Linked DNA regions of Homo sapiens: region 1 is linked to region 2. Evidence: read pairs that join two places in POLR2A ChIA-PET (ENCODE). Cell type or tissue: K562. All regions are shown on one strand. Links, peaks and the distances in the headings refer to the core of each region. The heading gives the core; the rest is flanking DNA. Region 1 overlaps LOC124900218 (a long non-coding RNA gene). Region 2 has its middle 670 kb from the start of TFAP2A-AS2.

What was found. Peaks named below come from ENCODE experiments on the same cell type or tissue, not always from the same donor. Only the 100,000 strongest peaks of a DNase experiment are listed, where the experiment ranks them.
Region 1: POLR2A ChIA-PET joins it to region 2 with 5 read pairs; 3 of 35 experiments call an interaction of 5 or more read pairs at or near these places.

The regions. Positions count from the first base shown.
Region 1 is chr6:10,109,601-10,117,797 of GRCh38, reverse strand. LOC124900218 (a long non-coding RNA gene) reads left to right here. Exons shown (of 5, transcript XR_007059909.1): 2 at 3,027-3,068. It also overlaps the pseudogene OFCC1. Among named protein-coding and RNA genes, the nearest start is that of TFAP2A-AS2, 290 kb to the left of the region's middle. In K562, for the core only: no CTCF peak of the experiment used is centred there; a DNase peak (open chromatin) is centred at 4,417; H3K4me3 peaks cover 280 bases.
Region 2 is chr6:9,728,544-9,736,740 of GRCh38, reverse strand. It overlaps the pseudogene OFCC1. Among named protein-coding and RNA genes, the nearest start is that of TFAP2A-AS2, 670 kb to the left of the region's middle. In K562, for the core only: no CTCF peak of the experiment used is centred there; no DNase peak of the experiment used is centred there.

The sequences.
Region 1 (8,197 bases), core at 3,362-5,861, 380 kb before region 2:
TAAGTCTACAGCTGGTGGTGGTTGGCTGGTTTAGGCTGGCCTAGGCTGGGAGTGGTTTTGCTCTACATAGCTTTCATTTATCCCCTGAGACCAGCATATTGGCCCTAGTTTTATCCTTCTCATAGCAATGACAGAGGTGCAAGAGAGTAAGGAGAAATACACAGGACTCTTGAGAATTCGTCTTGGAACTGGCACATCATTAAAGCAAATGACTTAGCTGAGCCAAGATCCCAAAGGCGAGGAAAAGACCTGTACCTTTTTAGTGAGAGTAACTGAAAAGTTGCATGAAGAAGAGCATGGATACAAGGGTGCAGAATTGGGCCATTAACACAATTTGTCACATTTGCCAAACACAGAATGCATTCTGCAGATATAACTTGATAGATTCTCTGCTCATTCCCATATTCTGTGTTTTTCATGACTCTGTTCTAACTGGCTCAAGGAATTTCCCACTGCCAGTCCACGCACCTGTTCCTTTAGTTTTAAGTAAGATGAGATAAATGAACGACTTAAGATGGCCCCACTTATCCTCACCTCCTGATATTTGCATCCTTGTATAATCCCTTCTTGACCGTGGGCTGGACTTAGTGACTTGCCTCCAAGAAAAATAGATAAATGGATGCCACTTGAAGATTAGATTATTTAAAAACTGTCACTTCCATCTAGTTCCCACTTTTTTTCATTGTTGTTGTTGTTTTCTTCCTTAGTGTAATGAAGAAAGCCACCATATTTTCCGCTGCCCTGTGAAGGGGCCCATATGGCAAGGAACTGAGAGTGGCCTCAATATCCTGCAAGGAACTGAGGCCTTTAATCTAAAGTCCTCAATCACATGAGTGGGCTGGGAAGTGGATCCTATCCTAGTTGAGACTTCAGATGACTACTGCCCTGGCTGACACCTTGATTATAGCTTATGAGTGATCCTGAATAGGGGACTCAGCTAAGCCATGTCCAGATTCCTGACCTGCAGAAACTGTGAGACATTAAATTATGATGGTTAAACCACTAAGTTTAGAAATAATATAGTATATAGCCCTAGATAGTTAAAAGCACAGACCATTGCTTTACCTTTCAGAGTATGTCGCTTGGGTTGGAGAAGCGTGTGCTGTTGGCTTTGCTTGAGATCTGCAGTAAAGGGTGTCTTTTCTCAAGCTGACTGTCATTGCATTTGGCATGTCTTCCTTACATTGTGGGTTGGTGCTTGTTTTAAAAAAATAGCTTAGAGGTTTATTAAAGAAAGAGTTCAACGTCGCTTTTCTGTTTCTCATTTTACTTATGGAGTTTGGGTAAATGTTTCATACCGTTATAAAAATAAAATTCAAGCTCTGGCTTTGCCCTCTGCATTTTATTTGTATATGCCTCCAGAAAGTCCCTGCTTTAGACCCTTGGGATAATAATAATGTGAAAAACTTAATGAACCCTATCCCAATGACTTAGTATGAAAATGATGCCAGCTTTGTGTGGTCCTACTTTGACCAAGCATCCTCCTTTCACAGTCCTGGTCTTAGATGTTCAACCCAAGAGGCAACAAATGTAGCCAAGAGCATGGGTTCTGGCATTAGATTGTCTATGTTTTTTTTTTTTTTTTTTTTTTTTTTTTAACCGTAGCTCTGGCACTTACTACTGTGTGACCCCAGGAAACTATCCTCCCTAGATTTTATTTCCCTAGCCTCTAAATACTTCACAGTATTGAAAACTAATATTGACAGTATTATGAGGCTGATGAAATAATGTATACCAAGTTTTTAACATAGTACCTGCCAGATGGCAAGTCCTCAATAAATGTTAACTATAATGCAAAAAAAATCATACTTTTATTGAATACCTATTAATTGCCTGGTATTGTGCTAGGGTATGGGGACACTAACATAAATGTAACTTGGTTCATTTTCTCAAGGAAATTATAGTCTCGTAAGTGAAATAATTTTTGTACAACATCACTGCTTCCAAACATTGTCAGGTACTTTAGTGCTGTCATCCTGATAAATTCCCCTTTGAGGTTTTATTTCTGAGAATCTGCTTTGGTTTCCTGCCTGGTATCCCAGTAACTCTAAGATAAAGGGACTTTTTATATCCGTAGGTCCTTCTAGGGAACAGCCAAATGAAAATTGCCTATCTATCTGATCTCACTCCTGGAATCTATTTAAATTATTCTCATAATATGTCCGGATCTTTTACAAAATTCTGTTGATGAAGCTTTTGGATGTAAGGGAAACATTTAGATATATCAGTTGGTTAGAGTGCATGAAGAAACTGCTGTCACTCTTATCTTTTGGCCTCTGATTGACCAGAGCCAGCAGTCCAACTTTGGCAACCCACTCTATCTAGCTACAGTTCCAGCCCACAGTCTAGGTCCCAGGGCGTCACTTGATAACCTTACTTCTCTCTAGATCTCTCTGTACGTTTTGTGTGTGTGTGTGTGTGTGTGTGTGTGTGTTTGTGTGTGTTGTGGGGTGTGAGTCAATAGCACAGTTATAGAATACTAGTCAGAGAAGTGGAGCAGAATGGAAAGCCAGGTGAGAAGGTTGGTGAGACTAAGGCACAAATAAGACCTGATTATGGTGGAGGGGTAGATAGTGAAGGGATTATCCATTGCAACTTTTATCAAGAATCAAGAGGGTCCCAGCTACTCGGGAGGCTGAGGCAGGAGAATGGCGTGAACCCGGAAGGCGGAGCTTGCAGTGAGCGGAGATCGCGCCACAGCACTCCCGCCTGGGCGACAGAACGAGACTCCGTCTCAAAAAAAAAAAAAAAAAAAGAATCAAGAGGGCCAATTGGCATGAATGCTCAAAGTGAGTTGCTTTGGTATGAATAACAAAATCACCAGGCATACACCATCCCTATAGACCTATCCAATCTACCTGGTAGATATATTTTAGAAAATAAAACTGTTTAGACTACCACCCTGCCAAAAACCAAAAATAAAAACAATGCCTCTTTCTGTTTAGGTCACAAAGTAGAGCTATTCAGAACCAAACAAACAAGGAAGCAAAAGCAAAAATTCTCATTATATCTACTTCTGTTTGCAGACACAGATGGGAGTGTGTCAAGCAGGAAACTGAAGGGAGCTGGTGAGTTTCTGGAGCTCCTGGCCAAAGCTGGGAGATCGGGTGCCTGTGGCTTATTTTTGCTGGTGTTAATCTATGATGCCTACGGTGTTGTCAAATGTATTTCATTAGTGTTTTTCCCTTATTAAATATGAAAATCATGTCAAAGGTAAATGTCAAGAGGCTATAAAATTACCCTTCTTATCTTCTGTACATTTATCAGTTGATAAATGGAAAGACACTGCTGCCAAAATAACTGAATGAATAATTTATAAATGACTGATGCATCTTGTATGTTGTTTCAGGCACAAAACAGTAGGACATCAATAATCAAAGGAAGTTGGATTAATTTAGCAGTATTTTGCCATTTATATTTTTATCTAAATGCTGCAGTCTAGACCTCGGTGGCCAGAGACATTTCTTTTCTATCATTTTTTTTTCCTAATGACTTGGAGCAGGGGGTACAGGAGGAGGGGACCCCCTGTTTTGCCTGAGAGCTCCCTTTCTCCCATTCTTTGATATTAAAGTAGTTAGCTTTGATGAATGAGAGTTGATCTATATATTCTTTCTTCCTCTGTGGACTTTCCCATAATACTTGTACCAGGGATGTAAAAAAAGCTTCTCTTGCTTTAAAATCTCTTGATTCATATCAATCCTGAATTTTAACTTTCCCTATAGGTCATTCTCCCTGTTTAATTGACATGAAGACAGTGTTATCTTTAAAGTGCTAGTCTCTGTAGCCAAATTTTCTTACATGCATTTACAATTCTGTGACATTGCAATCTCAGTCACCCTAAAAGGCCCTTTAATGTGCAGGTCAAGATGCTCAATTCTATTGATTCTGCTCCCTCTGGTTTAGGTACCTGGCCTGTCACCAACCAGAAAGAAGGCCTTGGAGGTTTGCCTCACTGCTGCAATGAGCAGAGCTGAAACTGTTCTCAGGGGAGGAAGGAAGAAAAAAAAAAACAACTCACAAAACCCCAAAGTCAGAGGAAAATCGAGGGAGAAAATGTGTTTGCATTTGGAGGGCTCAACCTGGATCTTACTTCTGAAGCTGAAGGAGCCTCTTATTTCGGGCCATCTACTAGCAAGGGGATAGGGCCACACAGTTCACATCGTGATTTAGCCTGACCTGACTTTTCAAGGGTGGCCACTTGATTATGTTTTAAAAATTCCTCCCTGTGGCTTTGCCCACCAAACCTAGAGATCTACATTTTTGCCTGTCCATTGTGAGACCGGCCTTGCCTCGGGACCCCCAGGCCCCTGCCTGTTAGCGAGAGCCGCCTCCGAGGATCACAACATCCCTCCCAACATCATAATTGGGCCGGCTCTCCCGGCGCCCCCGCTGGGCCAGGCCTGCGCACCCGAGCCAGCCCACGCCTCCGCAAGGGCTCCCGGGCTCCCCAGTCGGCCGGTTATCAGCGGCTCACGGTTAGCGAACCGCTGTGACTAAACGGAGATTGGGGGGCACTGCAGGCGAGGGATGAAAAGTGGTGCCCTCCCAGGGCACGGAGCCTATCTGCAGAATTGGCCCAGACCCTGGAACTTCACAGACAGTGCAGCAGAAGGCTCTCTTGTTTGGGCATTTATTACCTGGAGCAAAATGTGCAGAGAGGGGAGATAATGAAGTACTTGACTAATTCAGTGTGATCCAGCTGGCTGAGCCAGAGGGGCTGGTTGCGGAGCCCGAGCCGGGATGCTGAAGAACTCACTGCTAGCCATTTTCCCTAGGCACCGGGGAAGCCAAAACAAAGGAGTGCAGAGATCAAAAAGAGAGGTATCAATAATAAAGAAGGAGAGGAGACCAGGAAAGGAGGAGAGGGGGAGGGTGTAGGGCGTTCACTCCATTTTTAAGAAAGTTTTTTTTTTTTCTCATTTGATTTCCAAATCAATCACTTTCCACTCTCTAGACCCTGACATTCTAAATCCAGTAAGCTTTTTTTGGTAACTTACACCCGTTTTCTTTCCTTTCTTTCTTTCTTTTTTTTTTAAACTTGCATATTTGTCCAAGCATTCTGGCAAAACAAAAAGAGACATTCGTTTTCACACACACAGCAACAAAGATAGTGCTTCTGGTCGGGCTGGAGGTGTGCTTTTGGCCAACAGCTCTGGGACTGGAAAACCAATGTGACAAGAGGGTAGTTTTCTCTTGGGCTGCATGGAAGCCAGCTGCCTTTTGGCGTTCCCAGCCTTCTGTACCTGCTAATGGCCCCACGCCTCTGCCTCTATTCACTATCTCATGCAATAAATAATGGATCTTGCATGTTCAAATGTGTTTAAACACTTTGAAGACCATCTGCTTCCAGATACAATAAATAAAACACCGGGATGACTGACGTGAACACTATATGTATTGTAATTGTCTTTTAAAATAGGCACGGCGTTCATCCTGGGTTCTGGAGCATGACTCCTACCTGTCCCACGAGACTTGCTATCCTTCATCCTCAGAAACAAGGGGCTTCCTAAACACTCAGAAGCAAATGTGTCAGATGAGCTCTGGTGGGAAGAGTAAGTCGTGGGAGCAGAGGGAAGTCATTCTACCAAATGGGAGCTTGATTGATAAGGCCTATCGCGTGTAGGTTGACTCAGGCAAGAAGGAACACAGTGAAAGTTCTGCTCATCTTTGCTTTTTATCTGTAACTCTGGGTCTGGTTTTAGGAAATGCAGCGAGGTATGAGATCAGCTCCGAATCTTCCTTGTTTTCTTACTTTGTGCTGTCTTCATTTTCCCTTTCTTTCTTTCTTTTTTTTTTTTTTTTTTTTTTTTTGAGACAGAGTTTCGTCCTGTCACCCAGGCTGGAGTGCAGTGGCACAATCTTGGCTCACTGCAACCTTGGCCTCCCAGGTTCAAGCGATTCTCCCGCCTCAGCCTCCTGAGTAGCTGGGACTACAGGCGCTCGCCACTAGGCCCGGCTAATTTTTGTATTTTTAGTAGAGATGGGGTTTCACCATGTTGGTCAGGCTGGTCTGAGCCACTGCGCCTGGCCTCCCCTTTCCTTAGGAACCCTCATATTGCCTTTCTTTTGTTCTCATCCAAAACTTTTCTTGTGTCCTTTAATCTTACTAAGGTGTAAATGACTACTGACATTTAAAGAGTTAAGCCTCCCTTACCCCTGGGCTATTCTTATTGAACAAATCATTAAACACAAGGGATGAAGCTATGGGTTTAGAAGCATTAAACTTTAGGGCAGGGATTTTTGTGTGCGTGTGTGGCCCAAGACCCATCATTTTCTCCAAACATCACACAGGGTAGGCAGTTGCCTGTATAATCCACATGGAAGGACCAATTCATAGGCCATCATCCTTGAAATTCTGTGTTATGCGGATATTTTATGGTACGGAGCACATGTGTTAGTTCTGTTTGGCTTCCCTGTTTGGTCATGAGGAAAAACCCCAGCAGGAAATACAATATTCACTTTGGTTTTTTAAAACTTTAGAGTACCACATAAGCTTCTATTTTCATCAGGGACTCAGGGCATTTTCTGTGCAAAAGAAAAGAGACCCACTCAATCTAGACCAAGGAGCTCTGTCAGGAAGGAGCAAGTGTAAGGGAATGGTTGTTGGAGAATCCAAGGCCCAGGGCTGTCTTGGTCAGAGGAAGGCACCACTGGCAAAACTCTGGCCTTAAGGGAAGAACTGGGACATATCCTCTCCTTCTTCCTTCCAAGATCCTGGTGGTGCCTCCCTTGGCCAAACTCACCCAGCAGCCAGAGGACAAGGGAGTCTGTGCAATGTGGTCCATAGAGATGAGCCTCACAGAAAATAGAAGGATAGGGCATGGATCTGGAGGGACAGACAAATGGAGAATTACAGGCACAATGTTCTAACTTGGTTTTACTTGGGAAAAGTGAGCTAGATGCAGGTAATCTATCTGATATATTCCTGGACTCATGGACTGAACGAATTAAGTTGCTCTTAATGGTGCAATTACGCTTCGCATATCAGAAAAGTTGATAGACAGGCATGGTATTTCATACGGAACAGATCTAAGTGACTTTGATGAACTATTTTTAAAATCATTAATTAAAGCAGTGGAACTTTTTACAGATGAAAATTGGTTTAGGAATGGACTTTTTCTTGTTTCTCAGTAAGTTTAACATTATTTAAAATTACCTGGATCCTTATGCACTGTTGCATTTGGTAGTGTATACTCAACAGATTCTCCTTAAACACATGTCCAGAGAGTATTTGCTATTGACACTGGGGAGAGATTTTCAGTCTTTTTTGAACTGTGATTGGAATAGAGGCTGTACCGTGTCCTGAGTGCGCGCCACAAGCCAGTCCTATCAGCGCAGCAATTGTTTTAGAATGTCTGCACATTTTGTGATGATCATAATGGCTGATGGGGTATCAGCTCTTTTGTGGGATGATGCTTGAGTCTCAGAATTATGACACAACTCATGATACTTAGTGGAAATCAGTGAAGCAGTATTTGAAAGAGCCTAATTCAATCTCAATCATATAGCATGAACTTAACAGTTGGAATACATTTTAAAAGTACATATATGTATTTATGACCCTCACAATAGTGACATTTCAACCCTAAACAAAATATGCCACCTATATCACCTGTGTTAATGTAGTTCCATCTAGAGAGAAACTGACTTACTGAGCATGTACTGGGTGTTAAGACGTTCTGGGAAGTGCAGTAGAGCAGTATCTCAAGGGATTTCCTTCTACTGACACACAAAGCAAACCTTTGGCTTACATATGCATCTCAGAGAGTAATTTTGTATACTCTTTGGAAAAGCAGTCTGTAGTGAAAAAAAACCACATTCTGTCCATTCTAATTGTGTTTCGTACATGGAGTTTTATTTTCTACCTATGTAAATGATTATATAAACCTTTGGTGGAGTCTGTTTTGAGGTTGTGCTTTGCAAGCCTTAATGAATGTCAAGTAGTAATTATAACTTTATTGTATTTGATAATAACAGCAATAGTAATGGTAATGGTAAAAAACAATAATCATCAGTATTTGTGGCTGTGCAATAACAGTGTTTGTAGTGCCAGGTAAGTGTGGTCCAGCACCAAGTGGATGAGGCAAGCACTGTCTATCTCATCCTCACCAGCACTGCACCCAGCTTGCAGCCACACCCTGCCAAGAGGACAGGCATACTCCTGATCATTAAGGGATGAAATACCTTGTTTTCTACT
Region 2 (8,197 bases), core at 2,345-4,844:
GACTCAACAGGAATGGCTATTCTATGAGGGTGTCACTCATCGGGAATGGATATTCTGTGAGGGCTTCACTCAACAGGAGTGGATGTGCTATGAAGGCTTTACTCCATGAGAATGGATGTCCTATGAAGGCTTTACTCCATGAGAATGGATGTTCTATGAAGTCTTTTTTTTTTTGAGACGGAGTCTCGCTCTGTTGCCCAGGCTGGAGTGCAGTGATGTGATCTTGGCTCACTGCAAGCTCCGCCTCCTGGGTTCACGCCATTCTCCTGCCTCAGCCTCCCAAGTAGCTGGGACTACAGGCACCCGCCACCATGCCTGGCTAATTTTTTGTATTTTGTTTAGTAGAGATGGCGTTTCACCATGTTAGCCAGGATGGTCTCGATCTCCTGACCTCGTGATTCGCCCACCTCGGCCTCCCAAAGTGCTGGGATTACAGGTGTGAGCCACCGCGCCCAGCCTATGAAGTCTTTACTCCATGGGTGTGGAGGTTCTATGAGGGCTTAACAGGAGTCTCTGGCTTTTTAATGAATACACTGGCTCTGTTTTTGAGTGATTGCAACCCAAAACTCTTCCCTATAGGGAAGGAGATTCTAGGAAATGTAGCTCTTAGCTTTTCCAAGTTGACCCCCAGCACAGGAAAGCATGAAACAAATTCCAAACTATGGCAACAGTTTTTATGGAATGCAGACTTTATTCTTAATGTTTCCCCAATGTAGGAGTATGTAAACTAGTAGACATATGGACCCTGGTCCTACTGAACTGAATTCCTGTTTACCTATACTTGTTCAAGGTATAGAACTTGGCAGACAATCTGACATAGTCATAAGTGTCTTTAATGGAAATTGCAGTTTGGCATTTCCAGTTTGAGTCTCACTAAAAAAAATGGAAAAACGTTTCCTTGCTCTAAAACCATGAACCTTCCAAACTTATATGGGATCTGACAAATACAATGGTTGTTGCCAAGGCCTATCAGGCAGGCACGACATCCCAGCTATAGATGCATATTCATTCCTTCTTTTATTTTATTGTTAACCTTTGCTTCAGTGCACTCACAACAAGATAGCATGTTCTATAGTTGTGTTTTAGAAGTTTTTTAATTTCAGTTGTTGCTGGAAGCACTGCATTGGAAATTAGATGCTTTTAGTACTTCATCTATTGCGGATTTATTCATTCATCTTGTATATAGATACAGTGGCACTACAGTATGGTTTTGTAGTGCTGGATGCAAATGCCAGTGTCCAGAGAACATTTCTTGGCAACTTATTGGCCTAGAATGGGCCATGCCAGCATTAGTGCCTGGTGGCGTTTGGCTCCCTGCTCTTCATTAAATGGCAGAAGACAAAAGAGAAGAGAAGAGAAGAGTAATACTTGAATTTCTTGACTATAATGGTTTCTGGATTTTTTAAAGTAGCGGATTCAAATAAATCTCAGGCCTCAACTTCTCGTGAGGACACGTTGCTTTGATATTTATTTAAGTGACACTCTTGCGGTCTTCCAGTAAATGCTTAAGACTTATTCTAGGTTGTGCAATTTCTAGAAAAAATAAGCATTTGGTTTCTTGAAATATATAAAAATTCTCAAAACATTCTAAAAATCCATTATTTAAAATACCCTGGTTTTAAAAATGTAATTTTCGCTGATCAATTTAGTGCCTAGGATAGTGCCAATCAGATAAACGGTTTTAATGAATTTTTTAAAAATAATAACTGTTAAATGGAAAGGAAGTATTTTCCCAGGGTAGCCTGATTCCCCAAACAATTGGCCTTACTTTTTCATTATACAAAAGCGTTTAAAAGAAATTGGACCCTAAGGTCTAAATAGATGCATTAATAATTCTTTCTTCTAATATTAATATTCACAGCAGTTACAATAAAACAACCTTGGTTTATGTTAAATTTGCCCTATTTTCCTTATTTAATAATTAAAATAGCACATTTACTTGTACATGGTTCCGGAAGAGAAGTCTGAGGAATGTTATAGACTTAGAACAGGTTATGGATATTGTTTCAACAACATTTAACGTATTCTCCTTTTCCTCATTAGTTGGGTGACTATCTAATGAAGTTCTCCCTATGTTAGAAATTAGTAGAAAAATAGTGTAAAAGAAACATTCAAAAAGCACACTGTGGAGTGTTTGGCTATCTCCTCACTTTTAGCACAGGCAGCTGGAAGATGCTTTAAGTACTTTGGATTCAGGTCCCCTTGTAAACATGCTCACTCTGTCTTCTTTATATCTTGTGGACACTCCGTTAATGTTTATTAAATGGGTAAGTAGTGATTCAATTATTTTGCTATTATGATAAGGTGGCATTGACTCAGTATAGCTATGTGTCTCCCAAATTTTCCCTCTTAAGAAACTTTTTCAGGAATGTGTTATTCCTGTTTTTGAAAAGTAGATAAAGTTACCCTTCAGACAAAGTAATCTATCTCATTCCTCATGGCTGGAAAATAGCTAGCTGCTTTGAAACCTATTGCCCACTAAAGCTAAAATCCACAATCTTTAGACTATGGAAGCAAACAAGTTGAAAGGCCTTTGAAAAGACAATTCCAATTATTGTTTCCATATTCTTACTGTTTTGGAACCCAGCACAAATAAATTGTGATGACATGAGGTGACACTCATGCTGCCTGTGGCAGGGCGCATATTTAAACTTTACCACAATTTTTGAGTCATTATTTCAGTGGACCAATTTCAGAATGGTCTACTGATAGGCATTATGGTACCACAACCTTTAGTCACTCATGTGTGTCCTGAATTATGATGAAGTGCACATAATGCTTTCTGGGTTCAGCATTTGGTGTGATTGTCTGATTTGCTTGTTTGTTTATTAAATCATACTTTTCAAAGAAAGTCTAATCTTGAATGGAATATAAGAATGATAATAATAGGAAATTATAGATTTTCCTTCAAGTTCTGAGCTTGGAAGCTCTTATCAGCTGTGTTAGGTGTACAAATTCTGAGTGAGAAGTACCTTAATAGCTTGGCCCAATATAAAACATTATATTTTTGTCTAAGCAGAAAGAATAGATTAGCTTTTTCTTCTTTATTTTCTTTTTGAGACGTATATAATTCTGGATATTGACAACAAAGAGCAAGTGAGTCTTTTTAAAAATTTACTTATTGCTCAAGGCCTTTTTAGGAGGGAAATATTTCCTCTCTCTGTGAAGAAAGATGGAAGGCAGCTAAGGTTGCCTTGTCACTCTGCCATGTCCCTCTTCTTGGATTCTTTCACATTGTTATATAATCCTCAGACTCTTACACTTTTGCCAGCCCAAATCCTACCAGTCCTTCAGAGTCCATCTCCCAAACCATTTTTCCCAGCAGATGGTCCTTAAACATTTATTTCCAGCTACAAGTGGCCTCTTATCCGCTCCATACCTTTTAGAACTTTCCAACTAGACAATTAACAACAGGGCTGTGGTATGTCTTCTCTCCTCGCAGAAGGGGAAGGACAGAGTCCATTGTATTTGTGCTCCATTGTTATCAGTACAGAAAATCAGTGCAGTTAAGTCATGGGTGATGAATAGAAGAATATCTAATACGTCCAATTAAACTCTAACTTCCAAAGGGAAGAACTAACCCTTCCCACAATTTTGCAGCTAGATCTAACTTCCTGCTCTGTGGTATTGTTTTCAGGTGGCATGGCTTACAGGATGGATGAACTTGCCTCAGCTGAATCACTGAGAGCTTTAGGTTTGTTTGGGGGACTTGGTGATTCAAAAGGAAGTAAGAACGTATATTGGAGAAAAGGAGAGATATGCTGCTGACAGTGGCAGTGTAAGCAAATGGCACTTGTTATTTGTTAATCCTCTGCAATTAACAGCGACACGGGAAAAATATGGTTTGCAAGGACTTACGATGTGATTGTAACATATCCCAGGAAATCATGTTGGATTTAATCGCAGGTGTGAAATTAAGCAATGCTATTTTCCTAAATACTATAATTAACCTATATTTCCAGGAAGAGGTCTTGAAGGTTCTATACAATTCTCTGTAGTCATCCCTCCTTATGTGTTTACTTCTGAAATGGTGGGCGTGCCTCAAACAGGTTTTCTCCATGAGTTTTTGACCCGTTCCTAACTCTAAGGCAAGTGGTGAATATCAGAACAATCCTTGTTTATCTCCAGCTATCCCTCTTTTGTTCCCTCTGTTTTAAAAATGTGTGTTGCAGGTTTTTGTTAATGCTTAATTTTGCTTCCAGTAACAACGTTCTCTATATTTGGCTTTGTTGTATTTGCCACTTAAGAATGCAGAATTTATTATTATGTGCTTAAAGCAATCATTTAACGCTGACATTTTAAGTATGACAATAATCCAAGTAATTGTTACCCATTCAGTTAACTGAAAACATCTTTACTTCCTGAGACAACTAATTGTAATGCAGTGTTACTGTCTTTTAATTGTAGACATGTTTGTTTTTGTGTTTGTTTTGGTTTAGGCTGTCTTCAAGGACATCCCTAGTCTCATATTTGGCAATCTGCCCTTATTCTCTGTCTGCTGCTTTCTGAAAATAAATGAAAAGACTGTTGTGACACTCTTGAAGGAAAACAAGAGGATTTTTATTTTTCACAAGCTTTGCTCATGACTTCAGGACACTGGATGATGAGCTATTTTTAAAACTATCTGATCAATTGCTATATAAATGGAAATTAATTTCTAAATGTACTCAAAGATTCTAGAAGATGAATTCAGACATCTCAGCTACTATTCGTCTATGTGGCTCTTTACCATTGGAGAAAGGCGGTGTTGCCTTCTGGCTTCATAGGACTTGAGTTCAAATTCTCACTGTGGCTTTTATCCCTGGGGGTAGTTCTATTTTGATTTGCTTTACAGAGGGGTTATTGCAGTTTCCCTTCATTTTGAGAATCCCCGACATTCAGGAATTTTTAATTTCCTAATTTAGTATTAGATGTTTCCATTCAGAGCTAATTTAGAAGGCATTTAAGTATTCACTTTCTCACATCATATTCTAATCCTTTTTTTCCATTTAATACAGAGTTCTCCTGAATAACATATTGAGTGTTTTGTTTTGTTTTTACCAAGTAGGACCTAATAATTAATGTGCGGTTATGAAGAATAGTATGGGAAATGTAACATTTCACATAAAAACAGATTTTCCCCATGTTTCTGAATGTATTTGTGTGTGCGTTGTCTGTGATTGCCTCCAGGCAGATGCAATCCTAGTGCTGTGAATTGCTTCTGAACACATACACACACACACAGTCACACACACTCATACACACACAGAGCGGTTTTGCTGAGAAATATTTTGCTAGCAAATCTCACAGCTATCTCTCTAAATGACACTTGCTGCCCATATGTGCAGTGTGCATTTAATAATCATTCTGTCGCCTACGAAACACACACACATAGCACCAACTCCAGCATCTAAATCAATAAATAATTCAATTATTCTTTTACCTTTGCCATTCAACTGAAAGGCCATCCTGAATATTTAAAACAAAACTAGCAGAAACTTAGTTCCTTTGGTTTCCTGGCTTTGTGACTTGAGTGACTCCATCAAGGCAAACATGATGATGGCTGTATTCTGCTTTCTTATATTTTTCAACTCTCTTTAGTTTTGTTTACGCAGTAGATTTTTATTTAATGCCAATTCCTATTCTAGGTCTTGCTGGGTTTTAGGAATTCAATGTATTACGGCAGTCAGTATAAGTAAATAATACTTTCAAATTGCAAATAAAAGGAAAGCCAAATACCAATGGCCTAAATGATGAGAAGTCCATTTTTCTCAGGCAACAAGGAGTTGATAAGCAGGCAGTTGCTGGTATTCTTTCTATGGCATGGCTGTGTCAGCATTCTGGCTCAGCCTCTCCATGATTCTCTCCTTTGACCCTCATGATTTGACGAGCTCTGAATAACAAGATCACATTCAAAGGGAAAGAGGAGCTAGTGGGGAGTGAACTTATTTGTGTTTTCCCTTCTGCTAGGGAGAGGATTCACTTTCTCAGAATCCTTTCAGCAACATTCCCCTTGCATCTCATGGTCCACAACTGGGTCATGTGCCCACTCTTCATTACAAGGGGAAGTTGGAAAAAGCAATATCTAGACTTTTCCAGCCTCTATAGTTGGAGGAGGGCAAGGGACAGTTGGATTGGAAGGTGCTTTTGGGTAGCCAACTAATTATTGCCACATGGTCCCTGCAAATCTTACAATTATTATTATTAACTTTTTTTTTATTATTCACAGAAAATAGGCTCACCATCCCAACTCCACCCCAACACAGTGTATTAATACTAGGATTTATATTAGGATTTGTTTTAGTCAGTTTGGGCTACTGTATCAAAAATACACTGCATAGGATAAACAACACACATTTATTTTTGGAGGCTGGAAGCTTAACATCAAGGTGCTGGCAGATCTGGTGTCTGGTTGGGTTCTGTTCCTGGTTCGTGGATGGCTGTCTTCTCCTCGGATCCTAATAAGGCTGAGAGAACAAATTCTAGTCTCTTTCTTTTCTTACAAGGGCATGAATTCCATCCTGAGAGCTCCCACCCTCATGACCTCATCTGAACCCAATCACCTACCAACATTTACACCTCCTAACACCATCCCTAGAGGGTTGGAGTTTCACTATGTGAATTTGCAGGGAACACAAACATGCAGTCTACAATAGAATTATTTGGTCAAAATCACAAATTTTAATTTAAATGAGCTGATATGTGTGTGTGTGAGAGAGAGAGAGGGAGAGTGTGTGTGTGTGTGTGTGTGTGTGTGTGTGTGTATTTTTTTTTCTTTCTTTCTTTTTTTTTTTTTAGAAGGAGTCTCACTCTATCACCCAGGCTGGAGTGCAATGGTGTGATCTCGGCTCACTGCAATCAATCTCCACCTCCCAGGTTCAAGCGATTCTTCTGCCTCAGCCTCCTGAGTAGCTGACATTACAGGTGCGCACCACCACACCCAGCTAATTTTTGTATTTTTAGTAGAGACAGGGTTTCACCATGTTTGCCAGACTGGTCTCAAATTCCTGACCTCCAGGTGATCCGCCTGCCTCGGCCTCCCAAAGTGCTGGGATTATAGGCATGAGCCATCATGCCTGGCATCAATTTTTTTTTTAAAGGAAGATAGTGGCAGATAGAGAATAAAACTGGCCACTGACCTCAGGTATGATTTGACCCAGGGACACAATCACTCTATCTAGAATGTTTTTCCCTATTGTCATAACCTGACATGGTTTCATCTCATTCAGGTCTTCTCGAATGCCACCTTGTAGCCTTCCATGTTCACCCAACAGTCAATCCCTATCTCATTATCCTGATTCATATAATTTTTTCATAGCACTTACCAGTTTTTGATGTAATCTTAATTAGGTATAGTTGATGTACCCCCCAAAAAAATCCTGCACATGTATAATGTATACAATTTGATGACTTTGGACATATGCCATATCTGTGATACCATACTGGTGGAACCATGCCATCTTTTGGAGATGACCTTAATTTTAAAAGTAAGCCATATGAGCAGATGACTTAGACTTCCATAATACCTACCACTGATGCATTGGATTCCCTCTCTGAACTAATATCTGTGTCAATATAGGACAGAGGGCTTTTATGACCACCTGATGGAAAAGAAAAAAGAACGAGCATAGATTGCAGGTCACTCATGCAGTGGAAAACAGACAGCTGCTGCATTACAGCTCACTCGGGGTGTCCCTGCACGGTAGCAGGCAGGGGAAATTCTCCAGTGGGTAGCACTCTTGCAGGTGCAACTAGTCATTACCTTTGTGTTGAAAGTGACATGGCCTAAGGTAAACATCTGTGAGGGCTCATGATAGACGCAGAGGGCCTGGCTGCTTGGACAGGGGCCTGAAAGGGTAAAGAGAAAATGTATGTGGTAAGTTTTGAGAAGGAGTCACAGGAGTTTACGTTTGAAGTGGATACAAAGTGTAAACATTTTTGGATTGCATGTTAACACCCACAGGTAGCATCCACCCTGGAAGAGGCACCAAGCAAAAAGTAAATACAGTGTCTCAGCTCTTTAACCTGAGCTTTTCTTTATAATTGACCATCTCAGTGCTGGCACAACAAGTTCATGAACCAAATAGACATGTGGGCAGAGATGAAAGCTATGTGCAGGCGAACAGTATGGGCTGCCATTCACCATGACTTACATTAGCTAGTGCTGCCAAATGTCCAGCCCATCAACAATAGAAATAAATGCTGCCCTTGATACAGC